Linked DNA regions of Homo sapiens: regions 2, 3, 4 and 5 are each linked to region 1. A link is a contact called in ENCODE Hi-C or POLR2A ChIA-PET data. All regions are on one chromosome and are shown on one strand. The core of a region is the stretch at or near the end of the contact, and the rest is flanking DNA. Distances in the headings are between cores, read along the strand shown.

What was found. A loop is a pair of places that touch in the nucleus more often than their neighbours do. ChIA-PET counts read pairs that join two places held with the same protein, here RNA polymerase II (POLR2A). Pooled maps may share reads with other maps.
Region 2: a map of CD8-positive, alpha-beta T cell shows a loop between it and region 1 (20-fold over the local background). The contact joins the promoter of ADSS2 here to the promoter of SH3BP5L in region 1. A Hi-C loop is called at or near these places in 3 of 168 maps with a recorded cell type or tissue (CD8-positive, alpha-beta T cell and naive thymus-derived CD4-positive, alpha-beta T cell) and 11 of 50 pooled maps.
Region 3: a map of CD8-positive, alpha-beta T cell shows a loop between it and region 1 (15-fold over the local background). The contact joins the promoter of DESI2 here to the promoter of SH3BP5L in region 1. A Hi-C loop is called at or near these places in 3 of 168 maps with a recorded cell type or tissue (CD8-positive, alpha-beta T cell and naive thymus-derived CD4-positive, alpha-beta T cell) and 10 of 50 pooled maps.
Region 4: a loop to region 1 is called in a pooled map, with 8 times the contacts of the local background. The contact joins the promoter of COX20 here to the promoter of SH3BP5L in region 1. A Hi-C loop is called at or near these places in 9 of 50 pooled maps. POLR2A ChIA-PET finds 5 or more read pairs at or near these places in 2 of 52 experiments (OCI-LY7 and activated T-cell).
Region 5: a loop to region 1 is called in a map of CD4-positive, alpha-beta memory T cell, with 18 times the contacts of the local background. The contact joins the promoter of HNRNPU here to the promoter of SH3BP5L in region 1. A Hi-C loop is called at or near these places in 2 of 168 maps with a recorded cell type or tissue (CD4-positive, alpha-beta memory T cell and naive thymus-derived CD4-positive, alpha-beta T cell) and 12 of 50 pooled maps. POLR2A ChIA-PET finds 5 or more read pairs at or near these places in 3 of 52 experiments (GM10248, T-cell and naive thymus-derived CD8-positive, alpha-beta T cell).

Annotation. Positions count from the first base shown.
Region 1 is chr1:248,823,757-248,827,953 of GRCh38, forward strand. It overlaps SH3BP5L (SH3 binding domain protein 5 like), which reads right to left and starts at 2,159. Exons shown (of 7, transcript NM_030645.3): 1 at 2,079-2,159; 2 at 997-1,610. The coding sequence starts at 1,179. MIR3124 (microRNA 3124) reads left to right here and starts at 2,621; the gene lies at 2,621-2,687. RefSeq lists enhancers at 1,831-1,890, 1,953-2,504, 2,261-2,520, 2,505-3,055, 2,631-2,680 and 1 more.
Region 2 is chr1:244,449,890-244,454,086 of GRCh38, forward strand. ADSS2 (adenylosuccinate synthase 2) reads right to left here and starts at 2,020. Exons shown (of 13, transcript NM_001126.5): 1 at 1,746-2,020. The coding sequence starts at 1,928. It also overlaps a transcript of CATSPERE not described here. RefSeq lists silencers at 1,200-1,479, 1,920-2,409.
Region 3 is chr1:244,650,893-244,655,089 of GRCh38, forward strand. DESI2 (desumoylating isopeptidase 2) reads left to right here and starts at 2,234. Exons shown (of 5, transcript NM_016076.5): 1 at 2,234-2,463. The coding sequence starts at 2,422. RefSeq lists enhancers at 905-1,478, 1,738-1,897 and a silencer at 1,978-2,747.
Region 4 is chr1:244,833,151-244,837,347 of GRCh38, forward strand. COX20 (cytochrome c oxidase assembly factor COX20) reads left to right here and starts at 2,508. Exons shown (of 4, transcript NM_198076.6): 1 at 2,508-2,606. The coding sequence starts at 2,565. RefSeq lists enhancers at 419-1,178, 1,682-1,741, 2,282-2,401 and silencers at 1,902-2,241, 2,482-2,531, 2,572-2,861.
Region 5 is chr1:244,863,293-244,867,489 of GRCh38, forward strand. HNRNPU (heterogeneous nuclear ribonucleoprotein U) reads right to left here and starts at 1,251. Exons shown (of 14, transcript NM_031844.3): 1 at 325-1,251. The coding sequence starts at 1,015. LOC124904588 (UPF0764 protein C16orf89-like) reads right to left here. Exons shown (of 4, transcript XM_047439568.1): 3 at 1,371-1,439; 4 at 1,190-1,294. The coding sequence ends at 1,190. RefSeq lists silencers at 1-320, 1,301-1,400 and enhancers at 625-1,456, 1,457-2,287, 1,621-1,680.

The DNA.
Region 1 (4,197 bases), core at 909-3,408:
CAGATAAGCCTAGGAATTTGAGCCTTCATATGTTCTTGCTCACCTACAGAAGAGTCACTTCCACAACATCAGAGTCTTGGAGATGTGACCGGAACAAATGGCAGACTCAAGCCCCAAACATGCAGGAGCATCCTGGTCGTCACCTGCCCAAGAAGCTTCCTCAGGAAGTCATTCTCAGCCAATTCCCTGAAACACTGCAACCCAGCTTTGATTGGCCAGGCATCTCTTCCACATGGAGTTGGTCTTCCTCACTGACTACCCCCAGGTCTCCTACACAAAGATCTGCCTGTCCTACCAACTAGATTGTAGACACTCCAAGGCAATAAACTGCTCTTCCATTCCTTTAGGAGACCCACTATCCTGAGGGCCAGGTATGTATGTTACTAAGGATTGGCCACAACAAAAGTTACAAATCCTTGAACATATGGGGTTTCTTTATAGATCTAAAGTTGATGCTACCTTTATAACACTGGAAAGGTCTCACTGTTTACAAGGGTGAAACACATTATCAGAGCAATGTGGGCCGCACATCCCTGGAAGGTACCGCTGAGAAGGTGAGAAAGGGGAAAAGATTCTCTCACTCAGCCTCAAAACTGTCCCCCAGTATCAAAGTCATCTCCTCTCACACAGCATCCCTAACTAAGGTGGCAGCCCCTCTGCTTATCTGGAAAGAAGTACAACACACCTACCCTCCACTGACCTAAAGTGTGCCTCCTCCATCTACTGCCAAGTGACACTTTGCTCCTTCAGTGAAGCTTTCAGCAATGCCTCCCAAGCACTAAGGCCAGGCCTTTCTCTGCACTCCATCAGCACTTCAGACACACAACTCTTTTGGAACTTGTTACATTACCCTGCAATGATTTGTTGACAAACTTGTTCTCCTTTCCTGCCCCAGCAGACTGGGGACAGAGTAAGTCTAAGCCCTCATTCATCCAACACTCTTCAGGGAGGCTGGAATCTGGGCTCTCCTTCTCTCCCTGCTCTCAGTGCTCTCACCTGTATTCTAGGATCCAGTTCTTCCTCCTCTCTTGGGGACAATTTGGCCTCACTGCTGCTGCTTCCACCTCCTCCAGGCTCTTCTGCGACTGGGCTCCTAGGGACTTCATCCTCTACAACTTCAGGCCGCAGCTCCCCCTGTGGGGTCTCCCGCCCTCCTGGAACCTGTCTGAGCTCAGCCATGCTGACAGGGGGAGGGCAGAGCCCTATGCACAAGAGAGGACTGACATGCTGGGACCAGGGCCCCAGCTTGGGGCTTCCTGGGCTCTAGATGGCCAGGAGAAGAGTTTCTCTTCTCAAAAGGCAGAAAAGGTGGGCACAGGAAGAACCTCACACTAGGTTAGAGGTTGAGATTCAAGTTGTCAGTGGGGTTCCTAGAGCTGAAGCCTTGTCTGTGCAAAAGTTCTTCCCTTCCCGCCACAGGGAGTCCACTGTGACAAACCCGGAGCAACAGCTCCAAGGCAGGGGGCAAAGGGGGCTTGGATCCTGGACCGAGGCCTGCTAGGAGGAGCACCATTCGGGAGGGTGGAGGCAGGCGCCTCCAGGCTGTGGTGGCAGCTGGAGAGAGAAGGCTGGGCCCGAGCTGAGGCTGTAGGATGAGCGTCTCTGGGGAGCTGCAGAGAAACAAAGGCCAAGTATATGGTCATGTCAGCATCAAAACCGCAGCCACCAGCCCCTTCCAACTCTACAGCCTCCCAAAAACTACACTCTCACCACGCCCCCACCCATGTATTCCGACCAGTCCCTACCTCAACTTCTCTCCTTAGCCCTCAAGGACTTTAGATTCTACTCTTCCCCCGTCCCAGCTCCTCTCGACCCAGGCCCTCCTCAACCAGCGCCTTCGAGACTTTCCTCTGCACCCCTAGGCTCTCCTCCATCTCCTGTGGTCTCCCGCTCGTCCCACTCCACCCCAGCCCGGCTTTGCGATTCACCTTGTAACCCCGAGCCCCACCCCACCTTCTCTGTCCAACCCGAGACATCTAAGCCTCCCGTCTCCAATTCCACACTCTTCCGCAATCCCAAGGACCCTACTCCCGTCCATTCTACCCAGCCATGCGCAAAAGCCCCCCGCACAGCCTTACCTCAGTTTACCTTCCCGTCCGCGGAGCTTCTATGCTGCAAACAATCTCCCCCCCTCCCTCCCCGCAACAAGCCGATCCAACCAAAAACGACCAGGCAGACCAGAAGCGGAAATACATCATCGGTGAACAACGCTCTCCCTCCCACGCTCTCTCTCAAGCCGGGCCTCCTCGGGAGGCCTCACACTCCCCCGCCCTGCCTTCAGTTTCCGTACAAAATGGTGCCCCACGTTGCTCAGGCTAGCCGTAGGTTGCCTCCAGACCATACTCCACCAAGGCTGAATGAAAGAAAAACATGAGAATGTGGTGCTGAAGAAAATTAGGGCGCGGGACGGAAATCGAGAGTAACTGGTGAGAAGAGGAATACTAGATATAAAACGGAGATAATAGCCTCAGAGTGAGTAGTGCCATCTTGCTTTACGGAGCTGCGGCGGCGGCTGCCGGAAAGCCACTTCCGGCCTGCTCCACGGAGGCGGGCGCGACGCCGAAAGTGAGCTGGTAAACTTCCGGCAGTGGCTCCGGGGGCAACTCGAGTCCGGACGCTGGCGGGCTTCGCGGGCGAAGGCAAAGTCGATTTCCAAAAGTGACTTTCCTCACTCCCGTGAAGTCGGCGGAACCCTCCACTAACGGCGTCTGAGCGGACGGCTCCGATGTGTAAATCCCACTCCTCGAGGCCTCTGGACCTTGCACCTTGAACGACGTTTTGGTGGGGTCACCAATTGCTCCGTGAATACTAACCAGGAACTTAGTCAACATTAACTCAGTTAATTCACTCGTGCACCCAGGGTCAGATGCCCTCGATGAGCAGGAGTTTGTTACATGGCATTGTGTATCGTTACCTAGGTCCCTGAGCGAGCGCCTGCTTGTCACCTCTAGGTGTCGCTTGGTGAGGGGAGGGCCTAGGCCTAAGGGGAAGGGCTTCATTCAGGGTTGGATGTTTTGTTTTTACAAAAGGCGTAACTTCCTCAGAGTCAACTCAAAACTTTGCCCTGCAGATGGAAAAGGCAAATGGGCTGAATTCCCCTCCTTTTTGGATCCTGTCAAAGACAACCCAGCTAGACATTGAAGCAGTGAAAAAGACTTTTTTCAGTAACTACTTACAGAAAGGAAAAGAACTGACCTCTGTTCCGATTTGTACAGAAGTGACTGGGCATTTCAAAGGGAGAATGAAGGAAGGAAGGTGATCAGGGCTCAATAGTGTTGGAGAAGTGAAAAATTACAGATTTGATTGGCATAGATGCGATTCGGCCAGATGTGTCTGCTAGCTAGCAGCTATAGAAGTTAGAGTGCTTTTTTATGTATTTATTTATTTTGAGACGGAGTTTAACTCTTGTTGCCCAGGCTGGAGTGCAATGGCGCGATCTTGGCTCACTGCAACCTCCGCCCCACCCCCACCCCCGAGTACAAGAGATTCTCCTGCCTCAGCCTCCCGAGTAGCTGGGATTACAGGTGCATGCCAACACATCTGGCTAATTTTTCTATTTTTAGTAGAGACGGGGTTTCGCCACGTTGGCCAGGCTGGTCTCGAACTCCTGACCTCAGGTGATCCACCCGCCTGGGCATCCCAAAGTGCTAGGATTAGAGGCGTGAGCCACCACGCCCAGCCTAGCTTGCTATTCTTGCACTGAGATTGGGAGGTAGAGGCTCTGCCCTTCTTGACGATCAATTTCAAAGGAATGGCTCTCAGGTCCTTTAGAAGGACCTCTTGAGTTGTAGCAGACGCATAAACACCTTAAAGAGAAGAAGGAAGGATTCATAATGGTAAGCCCTTAATAAACGCCCTGAGAAAGGGAGGTCAGGAGCCTATCATCAGGTGTTGGCTAGAACAAATAGTAAATTCTCCTGGTAGCATTGAGCTTTCTCAGGCAGGCATTTTCATGGGGGAGCTGGGGTTCTCCTAGGGACATGATCTGACACTGCTAGAAGGCATGCTAAAGTTTGTCTCTTAGTAACTCAGAGGTTTGGATGGAGTCATGTGCCAAGAGTTCTACAGTTCTCAGTCCATTTCTTCTATCCCTTCATCCCATGAATAACGATTTTTTTAAATTGAGCAGAGCAAAATATATTCCTTTAAAAGAGGTGATTGAAAACAGATTTTTCCATTAAATTGGAGGTTTTGTTT
Region 2 (4,197 bases), core at 770-3,269, 4.4 Mb before region 1:
TACTTTCTCGGTAACATTAGTAACACCTTCTCCAAGCTACAAACTACTTCTAATATTTCTCCATAGAATATTAAAATTGAGGATCCTTTAGAATAAATACCATAATGGTTGTGTTCTCCAAACCTTCTTACAACCCATAGTGTAGCTCAACCTGAGCTATTTCCATATTAACGAGATGTCAAGATGTCAGTGAAGGAGACACACAGGCCTCAGCCTCTCTCCCGCTGTCGACAGCAAGAAAGCTCGGTATTCGGATACGTCTTCCCCACAGCATGACCAGATCTGAATGTAAGACAAAAGGTAGGTAAAGGCTGGATTTCTGGAGTATTTCCTAAGAAAGTGCGGGGCAGGAATTTAATGGCAACACCCTGAAGATTGCTAAGGTACAAAGTGTGTTGCCAGAGGGGTGGAGAAATAATAGGCTGGAAGGGAAGGAGGGAGAGGTGGTAGTGACAGTTTCCTAAGAGGCAATTAGTGCAACAGCTATTTCAGAATGGGCAGGGTGGATTTCTAAATGAAAACAAAACAAAACGAAACAAGGTAAATCAGAGAATATTTGCAGTATTTGCATTTAGCTTTTTAACATACCTGTGATTTCATTGTTTCTGCATGCTCAAAATGGTATTCAAGGGGGCCTATAACTTACTAGAACATATACAGCATGGCACCATCATATCATGCCATGCATGTTCAAAAACAAATATTCTTGCAACCTAAACAGATAGCAGTTAACTTCAAATATTACATTATGCTTTGTTTTGAAAGTGGTTATTGCTCATCTGCTTAGAATTTTGAAACTGGAGAGAGTTATCTGAGAGCCTTTACAAAGGCCTTACCCTGTATGCTGCGTCAAAGGAAACGACAAATAGGAAGAAAGGTTACACTGAAAACCACGTGTCTCCCGTTAGAAGTACATTACCACCTCGTTTTCCGAAAGTTCACTTTCGATGTCACCTTAACAATGCAAATATTTATTTCCAAATACTCAATTTGACATCCATGTATTTACTTCCCTCACTTTTTTTGAACAGAGAAGGGATTCCTTCCTCTGGGACCAACTAGTAAAAGTAATTTCTCCTTAACTTTCATGTATGGAGCACACTGTAAAAACAAAAACAAAAACAAGAAACTCAGGGCCCTAAAACAACAGTCCAAAGCCCAGAGGTGGGTGGGTTTGGATGTCAACAAAGTGGACCAGAGGAAGCAAAGCACTGCATGCCACGGTCCTGCAGATGGGGGATCGGTGAGTCTGATTTCAGGACGTTTCGAAACAATCCACTCCCACTCCGCCGCCCTGGGCGGGGCGGGGGGGCGGTGATGGGGGGTTCTGCCGTCGCGCCGGGTCTCCGCCCGCAGTCGGAAGAGTTGGGAGCAGGCCTCGGGCGGTAGCTCCTCAAACTCGGACCGCATCCCACCTCCACCCCGGCCTCAGTCCCGGCGCTGAGCACCACTCGCCAGACGCAAAACTGCAACTGCCAGGCATCGCGCATCTCTCAAAGGCTCCCCGCCAGCCCACCTCTTCCTCCAGGGCCACCCCAAGTTTCACCCGACGCTCCAGGTCAGGGGTCCCCGACCTCCCGCCATTTCTCCACGTAGCCGCAGCTCAGGACAGGAGGAGAGAGCCTCAAGGTGACACCTCATTTTGGCCAGTGGATCCGGGTTCTGGGTCCGAGTTCCCGGGCACCAGGAGCCAGGCAGCCCGAGCTCCCGGGCCCGGCTTCCCATGAGAGGCCCCGTCGCCTCACCTGGCAGCGGCACACGATGTCGGCGTCCTGCGCCAGCAGGTCCACCACCTTCCCTTTGCCTTCGTCGCCCCACTGCGCACCGAGCACCACCGTCACCCGGTTTCCTCCGGGCCGCGCCCTGGGGCGGCCGCAATCGCCGTTGGGCAGGGAGGATGCCGCCGGGTAGGTCTCGGCGAACGCCATGGCTCCAGTGACGCGAGGAGAGCCCGAAGGAGAGGCGGCCGGCGAGGAGTGAGCGAACTGAACTGCTCTGCGGCCGCCAGCCACATGCAGAGGAAGAAGGAGCCAGAGGCCGGCCCCGCCCCCGCCCCGCCGGGCCGCCACCCTCCAGCCAGTCCCCGCCCCGCTCTCCGCCACAGCCCGCTCAAGGGGGTACCATGACTGCCCCGCGCAGGCCGGCCTCGGCAGCACCGCCCGCAGGAAGAGGCCCTGGTGGCGGCAACGGCCGCCACCCCGGACCGAGGCCACGCCCCTTCCGCGGCCTGGCGCGCCACTCCCGTGCAAACCTCGCGAGCGGAAAAGGTCAGGGGCGGGGCTTCGAGAGCGCTTCTCCTTCAGCACCCCGCCTACCCGCTCTACCTCTCGCTTTCAAACTGGAGAGGCGCGGAAGCGCGTGTGGAGCGTCGGACTACAAATCCCAGCATGCAACGCTCTGGGCTGCGGCGGTGTATTCTGGGGCCACTGTGTCTGCCATCTGCAGGTTTGTCTGGATTTGTCTTTATTAAGGAATGAATGTGTACAAAATACAAACTGTGGAATTTCGCAGTACAAACAGCATAAAATCGGAACGTGTAAGTGTAGAATTGGAAATTAAAAGTCCGGAAGTAACAGAGATGGGGACAGGGATCAAAAAAGACAAAATTCAAAAGTAAGGCAATAAGATAAAGGACATGAGACCTGAAATCAATAGATCAAATAAAGTCCTAATCCTCATTTTACATAGTAGTAACAAAGGCTCAGAGAGGAGGAGTGGATTACCTATGTCGCATATAGTACATATATGCAGATACCGTCATGCACTTCTTTATTTTTTAATCCCCACAACCATATAAGGTAGGTGATCCTCTATTATCCTTATTTTACAGGATTTAAAAGCTGGGTAACTTGCCCTAGTGAGGCTTGAATTGGTACTTCGATAATCTAAGTCCAGAGCCCATGTCCTTCCTGTAGATTCCACTGTCTCTCAGTTACATTTGTAACTAGATTCTGGTGTATACCTACTGTTCATCTAATGCCCTTTCGACACCAACACAAATTAACTATGATGTTTAATTCTGATAAAAGGTGCTTCGAAAAAAAGTGGGAATGGAATCACATTATATGTACCGTCTCCCAAATCGCCTGTACATACTGTATGTTCACTAATGGTCCCTAGAGTACACTTTAGTATTTTATTTCTAGTCAATGAGTTAAGTCAGGAACATTGAGAACCTGCTATTAACTAACTAAGTGTCCTGGGCACTGATAACATAGGAGAAATAAAGATACAATTCAGCCCTCAAGGATTCAAATTATTTGGTCTATTGATTAGTAAACAATTATAATACTATGTGATAATTGTTGTCTATCTTGGCCTTATTACAAGATCACAAACATTTTGGAAACAAGAATGCCATCTATTTCTTTCTAGTCAAATGCCCGAGGTAGTGTTGGGCAGATAGTAGATACTGAATAAGCACACCTTACTAGTCATTTCCATTCAATTTTTTAAAATCATTTATGGGAGACTGATTTGAGTAATAATAAAACTCTGGTTTCCTGCACAGCCAGCTCTACATGAATTACTCTTTCTCTATTGCCATTTGCCTGTCTTGATGAATTGGCTCTGTCTAGGCAGTGGACAAGGTGAACCCCTTGGGCGGTTACAAATTTGGGGGCTTGTCTGGCATTGCCTTTGTGGCTACCTACTCGTGGTTCAGTGGCCCCCCTCCAGCAATGGATCCAGAAGCCTGCCCAAGCGGCCACCCAGTTCTCTTGGACTGGGGGCTGACTCTGGTACTCTCTCTACTGGTGGGGTGCTGCCAACCCAGTGTGCATGGATTTAATTGCAATGGAGAAATAGCCCCGGGGAGACGTCCCTTAACTGTAACCCTATCACAGGGTGTCTGTCTGTAGCCCCATTGCAGGGCAGGGTGTCTGGATTGGTGAGTATCCTAGGTGCTGCCAACGCCTCCTTTCTCCCAACTGGTTCTGTAGCCCTATGGTGAGGTGTCTGTAGCCCCATTGCAGGGTGTCTGTTCGGCTCCTGGGGGGGTCTCATTTGGCTCTTTCTAACTAGTAGGAAGAGTCCAGGTTTGGGAGACTTCTCCTGAATCAGGAAGATTTCAAGGAGGTTTCTCAGAAGGAGAATAGGAGGATAGTTTGGAAGGGATACTCCCGGAGTTCTTGGTTAGGGATCTGATTGGGAACGCCTTCTGTCCTCTCGTCTTTGTGTGCGTTTGTATATGTGGAA
Region 3 (4,197 bases), core at 984-3,483, 4.2 Mb before region 1:
CTTCCTCTTCATACTTTACTTGACCTCTACATGGTGAAGGGTCCTAGAGCTTTGTTCTTGGCCCACTTCTTTTTAGCTACACATATTCCTAGGTCATCCAACCAAGCCCCAAGTCTATAAATGGCCATGACTCCAGTTTATTCAAATGTCTACTACTTGGCAGTCATGGATGTCTAAAAGGCATCTCAAACTTAGCATGACCAAACCATAGCTCTTGATTTCCCTACCCCCAGCCTGCTCCTCCCCAAAATGTTTCACATCTTAGAAGTGCCAGGACTATCCACTCAGTTCCCCAAGTCAAAAATCTAGAAGTTATTCTCGAATCCTCTCTCCCTAACCAACTCAACATCTAACCCATTAGCAAGTTCCACAGACTTTACTCCAAAATATTTAAACTCTAATTATTTCGGTCTCCACCACTATCAGCCACAACGAAGCCACTTGCTGGCATGCACTTCTGGAACAGCATCCAATTGGTGGACTTGATTAACTTTTGCCACATAACCACCCCCAAAACTTTGTGACTTAAAACATTATTTCTCACATTCTGTGGGTTGGCTGGTCAGTTCGTCCGATCCATGTGGTTGTGGCCAGGGAAGGATAGTCCGGGAGAGCTTCACATGTTCGCAGTTGGTTGGTTGTCAGCTGGATGTGGGCCGTGACTTGACCACGTGTCCCTCATCATCCATCAGGCTAGCCCACACTCATTCCTAAAATGGTGGTCACAGGACTCCCAAGTTCAGCAAGAGGGCAAGCCCCAACTCACAAGTGTTTTTTAAGCCTCTGCTTGCACGATGTTAATGTCCCACGTCCACAGCAAGTCACAGTCCAGTGCAGTCAGTGGGGGTAGACACCACCAAAGAGTATAATTTGGGAGACTGGAAATAATTTGTGGCTATTTTCACAATCTGCCACACTCATCTCCCTATTTCCACCTCCTTTGCCTCTCTGAAATCCATTTTCCACACAGCAACCCAAGTAATCATTTTTAAACACACGCACACTCATTTCACTCCCTGGTCCAAACTTATGGCTTCGTTTAAAATACAACCCCTGTTATGAATTTTAAAATCCTTCCGGGATCTGGCCTCTGCCTACCTGCCCAGCTCATCTAGTACCGTCGACTCCTTGCCTACTGTGTCCCAGCAAGAGTGATCTTTTGTTTCCTTGAATACAGAAAACTCCTTCATGCTTCAGATCTTTGCATTTGTTCCCTTTGACTGAAATACTCCTCCCCCTCATATCTGCGGGGCTGGCTTTGTCATTCACATTTCAGCTTAAAACTCATTACAGCGATCTTCCCCGTGCAGCCAATTTAAGAATGACTTCACCTTACTTAAATTTTCTGCAAAGCACATACCAGTGATATTTTGTATGTCCCTGTTCCTGTTTATCACGGCATTCCCGAGGGCCTACAACACTGCCTGGCACATAGGAAGCACATAACAAACATTTGTTGAATTAATGCAGAGCTGCATACTACGTCCCAGGATTGTGCTAAGCTACGGTTACTGTACCCTTCCCATCTCAGCAGGATAGTTTCACAAAATGTAAATTCCACATTGAGGATTAATTGGATGCACGTTACACCTCATCCCACACCAGTAACTCGTCTTCCTCTATTTCCCCACCACTCCCCTTGCCAAATAAAAGGTGAGGAAGCATTTGGAAAACTTAGGGTCATCACTCTGGTCTTTTGCCACATTTCGCTGGCTTCATCGAGCTCAACGCAACATGAACTACTAACAGCAGCAGCACCTGAGATGAGAGGGTGAATGAAGGTAGGAGATTTCACCGCCCGCGGGCGGCAAGGGATCTGCCGCAGCTCTAAAGCACTGCATGCTGGGAGTTGTAGTCTCCCGGGGAGGCCTGGTCTGGTAGGACCGGGGCCCCCGCGGCATGCAGGGAGTTGTAGTCGAAGGGCTGTTGAGACTCCGCCTCTGCACTTATAGTAGCAAGGGGGAATCCTCACTGCATGCTGGGAACTGTAGTCTTCCTGGGTCCCCGTTCCTCCAGGACGCGGAGGCGCCGGAGTTGCCGCCATTTTAGGTCCCGAGGTGCGCCGGCCGAGAACCAGAGCGCAGGCGGGCTCAGTCCTGGCGCCGGGCCGGCCCCGCCCCCGGGGCGCCTGGCGCCCGCCCCTTGCTCAAGCCCCGCCTTTCCCCACGTGTCTGCCGCCTAGGGGAGGTGCCTCATCCGGAGCGGGCCGCCAACGGTCCGGCCCCGTCCGCACAGACGCTCCTGTCGGCGGCGCCCGGGAGCGGCTCGGCTGCCCGATGCTTCCGCCCCGGCTGCCGCGGGCCGGGCTGTACGCTTAGTGCCCGGCTCAGGCCCCCTGAAGCGCCCGCGGGGGTGAGAGCGGCCTCCGGCCCCGCGGAGACGGAGCGGCTTGAGGACGAGGCGGCGGCCGCGGGGAGGAGGATGGGGGCTAACCAGTTAGTGGTGCTCAACGTGTACGACATGGTGAGTGCGGCCCCTGGCGGCCCCGAGCCCTGGCCCAGGCCGGCTTCCTCTCGCCCGTGGGGCTCGGACCCCGGCCCCAGGCGCTTCCTGCCTGGCGTCTCCGCCTCCAGCCTAGTTCTCGGGGGAAGCCGGGGGTGAAGGAGGGAGTATTGTTATTTTTTAATCCTCGCACTCGTCGACGCTCCGGTGAACCCAGTCAGCCCGAGGGTTTTGGCCAAAGCTCGGGTGGGCTTGAACCTCTCCCATCCGCTCAGCTTGGACCCGACCCCGGCTCTGGGCCCGACCCCTTGGCCGACGTGCAGTGTCCTTTCGGCAAAGCTTCCGTTGCGTTTCCAACCCCACTTGCCGGCCCCCGGGGCTGCCCCGGGACCCCCGTCCCGACCGCCTGCGCTCCCAGCTCCTCTGCTTCTGCCGAACTGTCCGTCTCTCTCCATGGCTACGTCTTCAGAAACTCCCAAGCCCCTCTAAGTCCAGAAGGTCACAGCTTTCGGGTGCCTGTGCTAGAATCTCTTCAAAGGTGAACAGGAGCCAACACACCCTTTCCTTGTGTGTTAAAGGCAACCTCGTTAAAATATGAATGAGGCTAACATTTCTCAAGAAAATAGCCCAGCTGAATTATTTAGAGATCCTGGTGGTGCTCCTTTCCTACACTCTGAAGACCACTTTCCAGGTGATGCAACAGGTGACGTGACCACGGGAGAGGGAAGGGAAGAAGTTGTTTATTGTATCATCTAACTTTGGAGTATGGCAAGCACGCAGAATCGAGTCCAAGAACTGGTTTGCCTGATTTTTGCAGTGAAATGCCCCCAGAAAAAAGCACCCGGTAGAGAATTGTCGTTGCAGTTAGATGCATGTTTGGGTGTGTTTGCTTGCTTTGTTCTGTAGAATGGGTTTTTGTTCTGTAGACTGGATTAGTACCTCTGACTGCAGTGCTTAAAATTCCTTGTAAGTTGACTGACAAATGAAAAATTGCCCGTCGTTATTTTTGTTGGCTTAAAGATGCAGGAGAGCAGAAATACTACAGGCCAAGAGTCTTATACAGTTCTAAACTTTGTATTCCCTTGTATTATTTATAAGTTTCTAAATTTACAGTGTTATTATATCTTGGGTAGAGTGGGATTTCTCATGCCATATCTGGGAATTGTGTCAGAAGGGTGTAGGAACTGCCTGCCACTTGAGATGAGTCCTCTGTTGAATTCTGATGTGAGCCTGGAGATGAAAGGAGATGAGTTAACATGCTGAGAAAAGTGGAACAGGACAGAAAAAGTTGAAGAGGAGAATAAGCCAAACAAAAGATCCTAGAAAACCATGGCACTTTGTAAGTTCTGTGGCCTGTGTCACTGGTTGAGAAATAATTCTCTGGATTTAAACTTTTTGTGTTCAGCTGAACACCTTTATCTTTCAAGACTCTTAACTGCCCTTTTACTTTCTCTGTGCACATCCCCCTAATCTGAATTTGGTTTGTTTTTTATTCATGAGGGCTATTACTGTCTTTCAGAATATATTCTGCTCTTGAGATCACAGTGTGCCTTTTCTCCTAGATTATTAAACAAACCCGTATTTAAATTAGGAGTATACAGTGGCCAGAAGCCATGGTTTCAGAGCCTAAAAGAATTTGTGAGAATAGAGGAAGAGAGTTTTACCTTTTATATGAAAACGAAAATGCATGTTTTGGCATATAGTGGGCTTCTTTACACTTGAGGCATTCTGTGATACAGGAAAATCTGCAAATTG
Region 4 (4,197 bases), core at 1,258-3,757, 4.0 Mb before region 1:
AAATAATTGTTTTTAAGAAGGATAAAGAAGAGTTTGAAAAGAGAGACATCAAACTGTTAGTTATATTTACCTTAAAAAGGAGAGAAAGAACTGAGATTTTTACTTTCCTTTCTATAACTGTTAAACAATTAAAAATGGAAATATTATATGCAATTTTGTGAAAATAAAAATTTTAAAATAGGCCAGGCGCAGTGGCTCACGCCTGTAATCCCAGCACTCTGGAAACCAGAGGCAGGCGTATCACCTGAGGTCAGGAGTTTGAGGCCAGCCTGGCCAACATAGTGAAACCCTTTCTCTACTAAAAATACAAAAATTAGCCGGGTGTGGTGGCAGGCGCCTGTAATCCCAGCTGCTACTCAGGAAGCTGAGGCAGGAGAATCACTTGAACCCGGGAGGCAGAGGTTGCAGTGAGCTGAGATTGCGCCACTGCACTCCAGCCTGAGCGACAAAGTGAGACTCTGTCTCAAAAAAAATAAAAAATAAAAAATAAATCATCCTTATGAAAATACTTTTCAAAGACAAATGAAATAGACCCCAACAATGTCTACTCTAGCAAATTTTCAAAGTCATAATAAAAATAAAATAGGATGACTCGGTGGTGTTTTAGCTGGTACTTTTCCAGTTTTCCTTTTACAACATAATCAACAATGACTTCAAAAGGATTTCCCCCTCCTTCATGGAATATTACTACCTTCAACACGGCCTTTCAGATCCGGAGTTCAAAGCATAGTTAGCATTATAATTTCAGCAGAGAATCCAGAATTGGCAGGATATCACCAGTAGGGTGACTTTTTTTCTTTTCCCTAGCAAACAGTAGAGCAGTATGTAGTTTCTCCCCCCGCCCAGACGGAGTTTCGCTCTTTCTCCCAGGCTGGAGTACAGTGGCACGATCTCGGCTCCCTGCAACCTCCGCCTTCCGTTTTCAAGCTATTCTCCTTCCTCAGGCTGCCGAGTAGCTGGGATTACAGGCGCCCCCCACCACGCCAGGCTAATTTTTGTATTTTTAGTAGAGGCGAGGTTTCACCAAGTTGACCAGGCTGGTCCCGAACTCCTGACCTCGTGATCCGCCCGCCTCAGCCCCCAAAGTGTTGGGATTACAGGCGTGAGCCTCCGCGCCCGGCACAGTATGTAGTTTCTAACTACAATTTCAAAAACAAAAACAAAAAAACCCCCCCCGCCCCCGCAAAAAAAAACCTCAAAAAAAAAAATGTGACACATAAATACACAACCTTAACTGTGTATTTTACTGGGATTGTAGAAAGGTATCAAATGGGCATGCAAGTAAGGTCCTTACGGAGTAAGAAAACGCCCAATGAACAGTACTTAATATGAATTCGACATCGTTAACACTGAGCGCTTGCTGTGTGCCAGCGCGCAGCATAATTCGAAGCAGCATGACTTTGCACAATGACATATTCTACAAGTCCAGTTTCCTAAGGAGTGCCCTTAGGTTACATATAACCTAAACGTGAAATGTAGAAGTACATAAAGGAGGCATAAAGTTAAAGGGGAAAAATTATAAATACTAGAAAAAATTGCATTGTATTATTTTGATGGCTGAAAAATGGGCTCGACCCTGCATGCACGCGTTCTCCATTGAGCTCGACAATATGCAGTATTTTGTTTCACGTTATGTCGCAGTCTTAGGGAGGAGTGAAACGTGGAACACGACTTCACATCAAAAATGCACGTTGCAGAGGCATTTTTCCTTCGGGGACGCCGGAAGACTTCGCCACACGCGCGCCCTCTCCGCGGACACCAACGTGCTGACGCATGTTCATTAGCGAGCTGCTCCCTCCATTTTGTCCCCAGTCTCCTTTAGGCGAACTGCGCGGTTCTATGTTAAAGCCACTTAGTAATGAAACTATAAAAGGGAGGAAGTGGGGTGGGCGTGGGAGCCCCGTTTGCGCAAGGCAGGCGCGGGGGACTAAATGGCTGCTGGTGCAGAGTGGGGCTGCCCCGGCACCAAGGGCTCGTCCCGTGGCCGGAAGGACAAAGGACACTTAGGGGACGAGGGCCGCCGAGCCAGCGCGGAGCGCCTTCCGGGTCGGTGGGCTGGGGCGGGCTGGGGGCTGGGGCCGGGCCGACCCCCGCGGTGGGGCCCACCCCGCAGGACAAAGCAGCGGCCCCGCCCCTCGGCGCGCGCCCGAGGCTCGTGCGTGTGAGCACGCGCGCCGGAGACGGTTAGAAATGGCGGTTGGGGCGGAGCAGGGGGCTGGCGCGGGAAGCGGGGCTGTCTGGCTCGGTTACGCCCCCACCTCGCCAGGAATCTAGGAGTCGGTTTGTTTTCCGAACCCATCTCCTTCCGCTCTCCCGCCCCTGCAGGCTGTGTGCCGAGCTTGGAAGAAAGTGTGACCCGTTCGACGGAACAAAGGACATGACAGCCCGGCCCCGTGCGGCCACTGCGGAGCGTTAGGAACATTCCCTAAAATGGCGGCCGGCGCGTCGGAACAGGGCGGGAGGCGGCGGCGCGTGGGGGCGGGACGGGGAGGGGCGCGGCCAGCCGGGCTTCTGCTTCCGCGACCCCGGCGGTGCAGGGCGGGTGGAGTCGCGGAGTAGTCCTCATGGCCGCCCCGCCGGAGCCCGGTGAGCCCGAGGAGAGGAAGGTAACCTGGGGGTCGGCGGGGCGCGCGCCGCGGGTGGGCGGTGGGTAAGGACGTTCTCCGCGGAGCTCCTAGGCCCGGAGCACGTGTCACTGGCTTCTCTGCCACCCATGGGCTTGAAACTATTTTAACTGTTCCTAGTCCTTATCCCAAGCCTCCAACATTTTAATCTAAGTGGCCGGGACAAAATTGACCAAAACTAGGGGGAGGAGGGGACCAGTAGTACTAATGACTTACTACAGGTCATTATGAAATAAGCTAACAATACTGAATCTTTGGCGAGAAAATTTTGCTGCTAAGGGCACTGCACTGTAATTTGTTAGTAAAGGCTAATAGTAGAGATTAAAGCTCCGTTGAGGACAGGTGCCTTGTCTTTAACACGTTGTATTCATCACATTTAACATAGGAGTAATTGCTGAGGGATGACTTGATTGTACTACGATGAGATGAAGGGTTAAGATTTCTTCCCCATCACCAGTAGCCTCCCTAGCTGGTGTCCCTGTCTCCATACTCTCCTGAATCCACCTTCCACTATTGTCCGCTGGCCCTTTCCAGCCTGTAAACTGGACAGTTTTCATTCCTCTGCCTAACATCCAGTCGTAGCAGCCCATCCTATCTCTTTAAGGATAAAACCCAAATTCTTGGTATAGTAAAGCTAAACCAAGCGCTCTCCCTGGAAGGGCTCCTGTGTTTCACCAAAGCTGACTTACGTACTTTCCCCATCTTCCCAGGCATCTTGTACGTCGTTACATTTATCATATTGGAAGGTAATAAATGATCTTGTTTTCCTCTTTTCCTGGGCTCCTTATTAAGAGCAGGGAACCTAATTTATATCCTCAGGGCAGAACAGGTATTCAGAAAAGAATAATGCAAGAGGAAAAAAGTTTAATATAAACTAGGGAGATCGTAACATTGGCTAATCACGAGCAAATATTTATAGAAGACCCACTGTGTGCTAAATGGCTCCTAATATATACTTAAGATATTCTCCCAGCTTGGAAATTCTGCTCACTTCTTGCTCTTGCTTGCTTCTCTGGTGGGCTTCCATCCAAATTTGGCCATGACATCAGATCATATGGTTAATATTAACAAATATTGTATAAATTGTTTTCATACTTAATATCCAACAGGTTGTCAGTTTACGTACTACTGGTGCCTTATCTGTTTTTACTGTCCCATACACTGCCCATCTGGAATAAGCTTAGTGTTTAAAAAAAAAAAAAGATCTTTGCATACACACAGTAAATCCTAGATTCAGTTTTGTGATAAACACTGGAATCCTGAATGGGACTTTTGGTAGGAGATAACTGCTGTTTTTAAAGGTCATAAAGGTGGTTTAATCCATTGGAAATTAAAAAAAAAAAACTTAAAAGAGGATCAACATTGACCTATTTAACTGGCCCATCAGTAAGTAGCAAAACAATACTGTAGTTGTTGAAATGAAGATAGTTATAAGCCTCAAACCGAGCACAGTCAGAGGTGGGAGGCCAAAAAAACAAAAATTGCTCATGAAACAGTAGTACCTATCAGAGCCCATCAAAAAGCTAATTAAATTAATAGAAGCTATGATGAATTAACAGCCCAAGGTGCTGTC
Region 5 (4,197 bases), core at 1-2,500, 4.0 Mb before region 1:
ACCGGGCTCCCTCCCGCCGCCCGCCCGCGGCTCCTCCCCCTACAGCGGCAGCTGCAGCTCCCCCCGGCTCTCGAGCCACATAATGGAGGCGCTGCCACCGCCGACACACACACACACACACACACACACGCGCGCGCGCACACACACGCCCCGAGCCCGAGGCCTCTCGGCTAATCTGGGATTCCCCGCGCCCCCTCCCCCACCCTCACCGCGGCGCCCTCCCGCCCGGGGCTCCCTCCCCCTGCGGGGCTCCGGCAGGCCTGGGGCACGGTCCCCACCCCGCGCGGGCCTCCCGCCGCGCGCAACGTACAACGCAGCACTCACCCGCCGCCGGAGCCCCGGGGCGACCGCCGCCTCCGCCGCCTTCCGCCTTCTTCTTACCTCCCGCCTGCTGCTGGCCCTGCCTCGCCCCGGGCGGCGCCACCGTCACCGCGAACAGCGAGGTGGGGCCGCTGCTCTTCCCCGCGGCCTCCTTGGCGGCCCCGCGCTGCTGTTGGGGCTGTTGCTGCTGCGTCGCCGGCGGTTGAGGCTGCTGCTCCCCGTGCCCGTTCTCGTCGCCCGCGCCTTCCTCTTCGTCCCCGAGCTCATCTTCCCCTTCCTGGAAACCCTGATCGTCGCCGTTCTCGTCTTCCGAGGCGGCCTCCTCCTCCTCCATCGGGCCCGAGTCGGCCGCCCCCGCGGCCCCGTTCTCCTCTCCTAGCTCCATCTGGTCGCCGTCCAGAGCGGAGATTCCTTCCTCCTCCTCTTCCTCTTCCTCCTCCTCTTCATCGCCGCCGGCCGCGGCCTCCTGCTCGAGGCCTGCTCCCGAGCGCCCAGCGGAATCCCCGCCCAGGTCTAGGCTGCCGTTCCCGGGCTCCATGGCGGGGCGGCCCCCGGCCTCCTCGTCGTCCAGCGCAGCCTGGAGTCGCTCCATGAGCTCGGCCTTGAGACCCTTGTCAGAAAGGCGTCGCTTCTTGAGCTCCTCTTTCAGCTCCGACACCTTCAGCTTTTTTACATTAACAGGCGAGGAACTCATGGTGAGGGCCCCGATTCACCGCTAGGCGCTGCCTCAAACTCGGCTCCGCTCACTCGGCCACTGGTGGCGGCTGCTGCGGCTGCTCCTCGGCCCGGGCGGCGGCTGCGGCTGCGGCTGGAGATGGGTTCGTGCTGCAGAGCGGATCCGCCTGGTGTCGAACGGCGCCAATTCCTTTCACCGAGTTCGCGAGGGAGACGCGGAGACTCGCCTGGCGCGAGCGAGCACGCAACGTCCTCTCGCAGGAGCGGCGCCGCGCACGTAATATAGGCGCCCCGCCCCCTGCGCTGACGGGAGCACTGCGCAGGAGGAAAGCCGGAGCGCGCCCGCGCTCGGCCCCGCCCATTACCGTACTTACCTCCCCGCCCCCACGCCGAACCCGGGCCGAGAGCGCGGTGGAGGCCGCGCAGTGCGCTTCCAATTGGGACTGAGCAAATGGAGGAAAAGGAAACCGCCTTTCAGTTCAACCGACTCACTGCATGATATATTGGCCTTTCTGGGTCTTTGGTGGCTATACTCGTTTGGCTTTTCTCCTTCCCAGCTTGGAGGCTGCTTTATCCAAATGCTTTCTTCAGTCCTCAACTTGGCGTTTCAACCCGAATCCGCCTTTTCTTCCATCTTAGATCTGCCTTCTTATGTGTTTCTCCAGCTCTTCGTTTAAAACTCCTTCAAATCGTATTTCAGTTTTGACTGGTATAGCATACATTGGCAACTGTTACACGCAGCGGCTCTTTTCCTCATAATACCGTATTTGGTTTAATTTGTGTAAGTCCTGCCTTGCGAATTGGATTTTAAGTTCGAGAAGGGCAAGGGCAGAACCGTTCTTTTGTCTGTTCCACACCCCGGGTGCGGGGCCTGGGAAGTAGAGGCTTTGCTTACTACTCCATACTGCAAACCTTAGTGTACCTGCCTTTGCAGGGCAGCTATTCTCATGCTCTTAATAACCCTGAATAAACCTCAGAATTGCATTTCCAAGTTTTCTGTAGCTACCACAAAGACGGACCTCCAGTAACACTTGTTCTGTCCACTTTAGGACCTGGTCATCAGCTACGAAGTCCCAGTAGCTAACCGTGAGGGTGAGACCCAACTAGGTCTTTGATTATAGGCCCACTTGATTCTCTTCCTATTCCTGTAGAAATACTCTTGACCAAATTATTCTGAAACTTAAAGTTTACGAAAAATCAAGGGCTGTGATTTTGTAAAAAGAAAAATGGACTATCGCTCTTGAAATCCGTTATTTTATATGTTAGAAGTTTACTTTTTCTCTTTAAAGAAAAGATGTGATGTCTCGAAGTTTTAGATAGGGAAGTCAGAATTTAGATTCGTGATAGAAGTTAACATTTTAAACCCTAGATAATCTGCAGTGTCCAGCCAGTGTTCCATCTGACTAAGGAGATGGTTTATACCCACTGTTTGGTGCTCTAGGTGGCACAATAATATTGCCCCATTATTAATTTGAAATTTGGAAGTAAACACATTGAAATTTCTCCCATAGGCTAATATGATTTAACTAATTGATACATTTTATTTTTGAAGTTTATTTTCGGTAGCTTTTATGAAGCATTCTACCATACCTTGCAGTCATGTATACGTGAAATATTAACACTTGTGAAATGATTTGACTTGAAATTAATGGACTATGTACAGTACTACTGATAATCCCCAGTTCAAGTTAAGTGGTGAGGATAGCCCCCAAAATAGAAACTTCCAAACAGTGCCAGAAACTCATTTTAGCCTTTGGTTATAATTTTGAAGGTTATGAATAAGCCACAAACTGGAATTTGAAATTTTGTCTTCGTTCAGAAATGGGAAGAGAGCTACAGGGGGTTTACATGTTCACAAACTAGATAACTAATCCCTTAATGAATCAGAGTTAAATACAATTATGATGGTTCCTTAAATTTATGTGTCCTAGATATTATTTACACCTTTAAATATTAGTTATATGAAAACAAATTTCATTTACTGGAAAACACTAAACTATGAAAACAAAGATTGTATATCTACATATAGTAGATCTGTAACAGTCACTCTTGGAACATTAAGTCAGTTGCAAAAATAAACATGAAATACAACTTTTGATGCTCACAAGAAAGTTCTATGGCTTTATCTCCAAAAGTTTTGGAGAACTTTAGAGCTGGATGGGGCCTGGAGATCGATCTGCAGTCCTGTTCATTTTACTGCCCAGGAAGCTGGGACCCTCACCCCCCACACCAATGGGCTTTCTATTACATTGTGCTGTCTTAGACAACATTTGAAAGAAAAACAATTTCTGCTCAAAGAACCATCATCATACTATCCTTTTCACAAACAGAGGAAATATGCCATTCCATAGTCTTATGTTACCACTTCAAAGTACAAATGGTGACATCTTATTGATCATTTTTGCTTCTTATATTTTTAATGCTATCATGATAGTCCTGCTCTACAGAGACCTGTTAAAGTGCAGGTCACTTCCTGTAAATCTCTGAAGGACCTCTAAGACAATTTAAATTCCCCCTGTGTCAAATCCTAGAGGCTACCAAGAATACCGCGTGCCGGAGGAGACAAGTTAATTCTCAATAACAAAAAATGATTCAAGAATGACCTATGAATAATTGATCTGTGAGAGGTAACTACAAAGTTTTGGTGCTCTGCATGTCTAGCTTACATTTTTGAGGTTTAAGCAAAGGAAATGCTATACTTTGTCACACAATTTATTCAGCAAATATTTTTTCAATACTTTCTCAAAAACATTTTATAGTCATAACGATGAGGCAGTTCCAGAGATCTACAGTTAACAAAGTATCCTGCACTTAAAAATTTGCTGGCCAGGCCCAGCGGCTCATGTCTGTAATCCCAGCACTTCGAGAGGCCGAGATGGGAAGATGGCTTGAGGCCAGGAGTTCGAAACCAGCCTGAGGAACACAGTGAGACTCCATCTCCACAAAAAATTAAAATTAGGTGGCTGTGGTGGTACGCCTGTAGTCCGAGCTACTCAAGGGGCTGAGGTAGCAGGATCACTTGACCCCCGGCAGTCAAGGCTGCAGTGAGCCGTGATTGTACCACTGCACTCTAACCTGGACCACAGAGGGAGACCCTGTCTCAAAAAAAAAAAAAAAGAAAAAAGAAAGAAAAAGAAAAAAACCCGTTAAGATCTTACGTTAAATATTCTCATTCCCCCCCGCCCCCCAAAAAAAACAAAA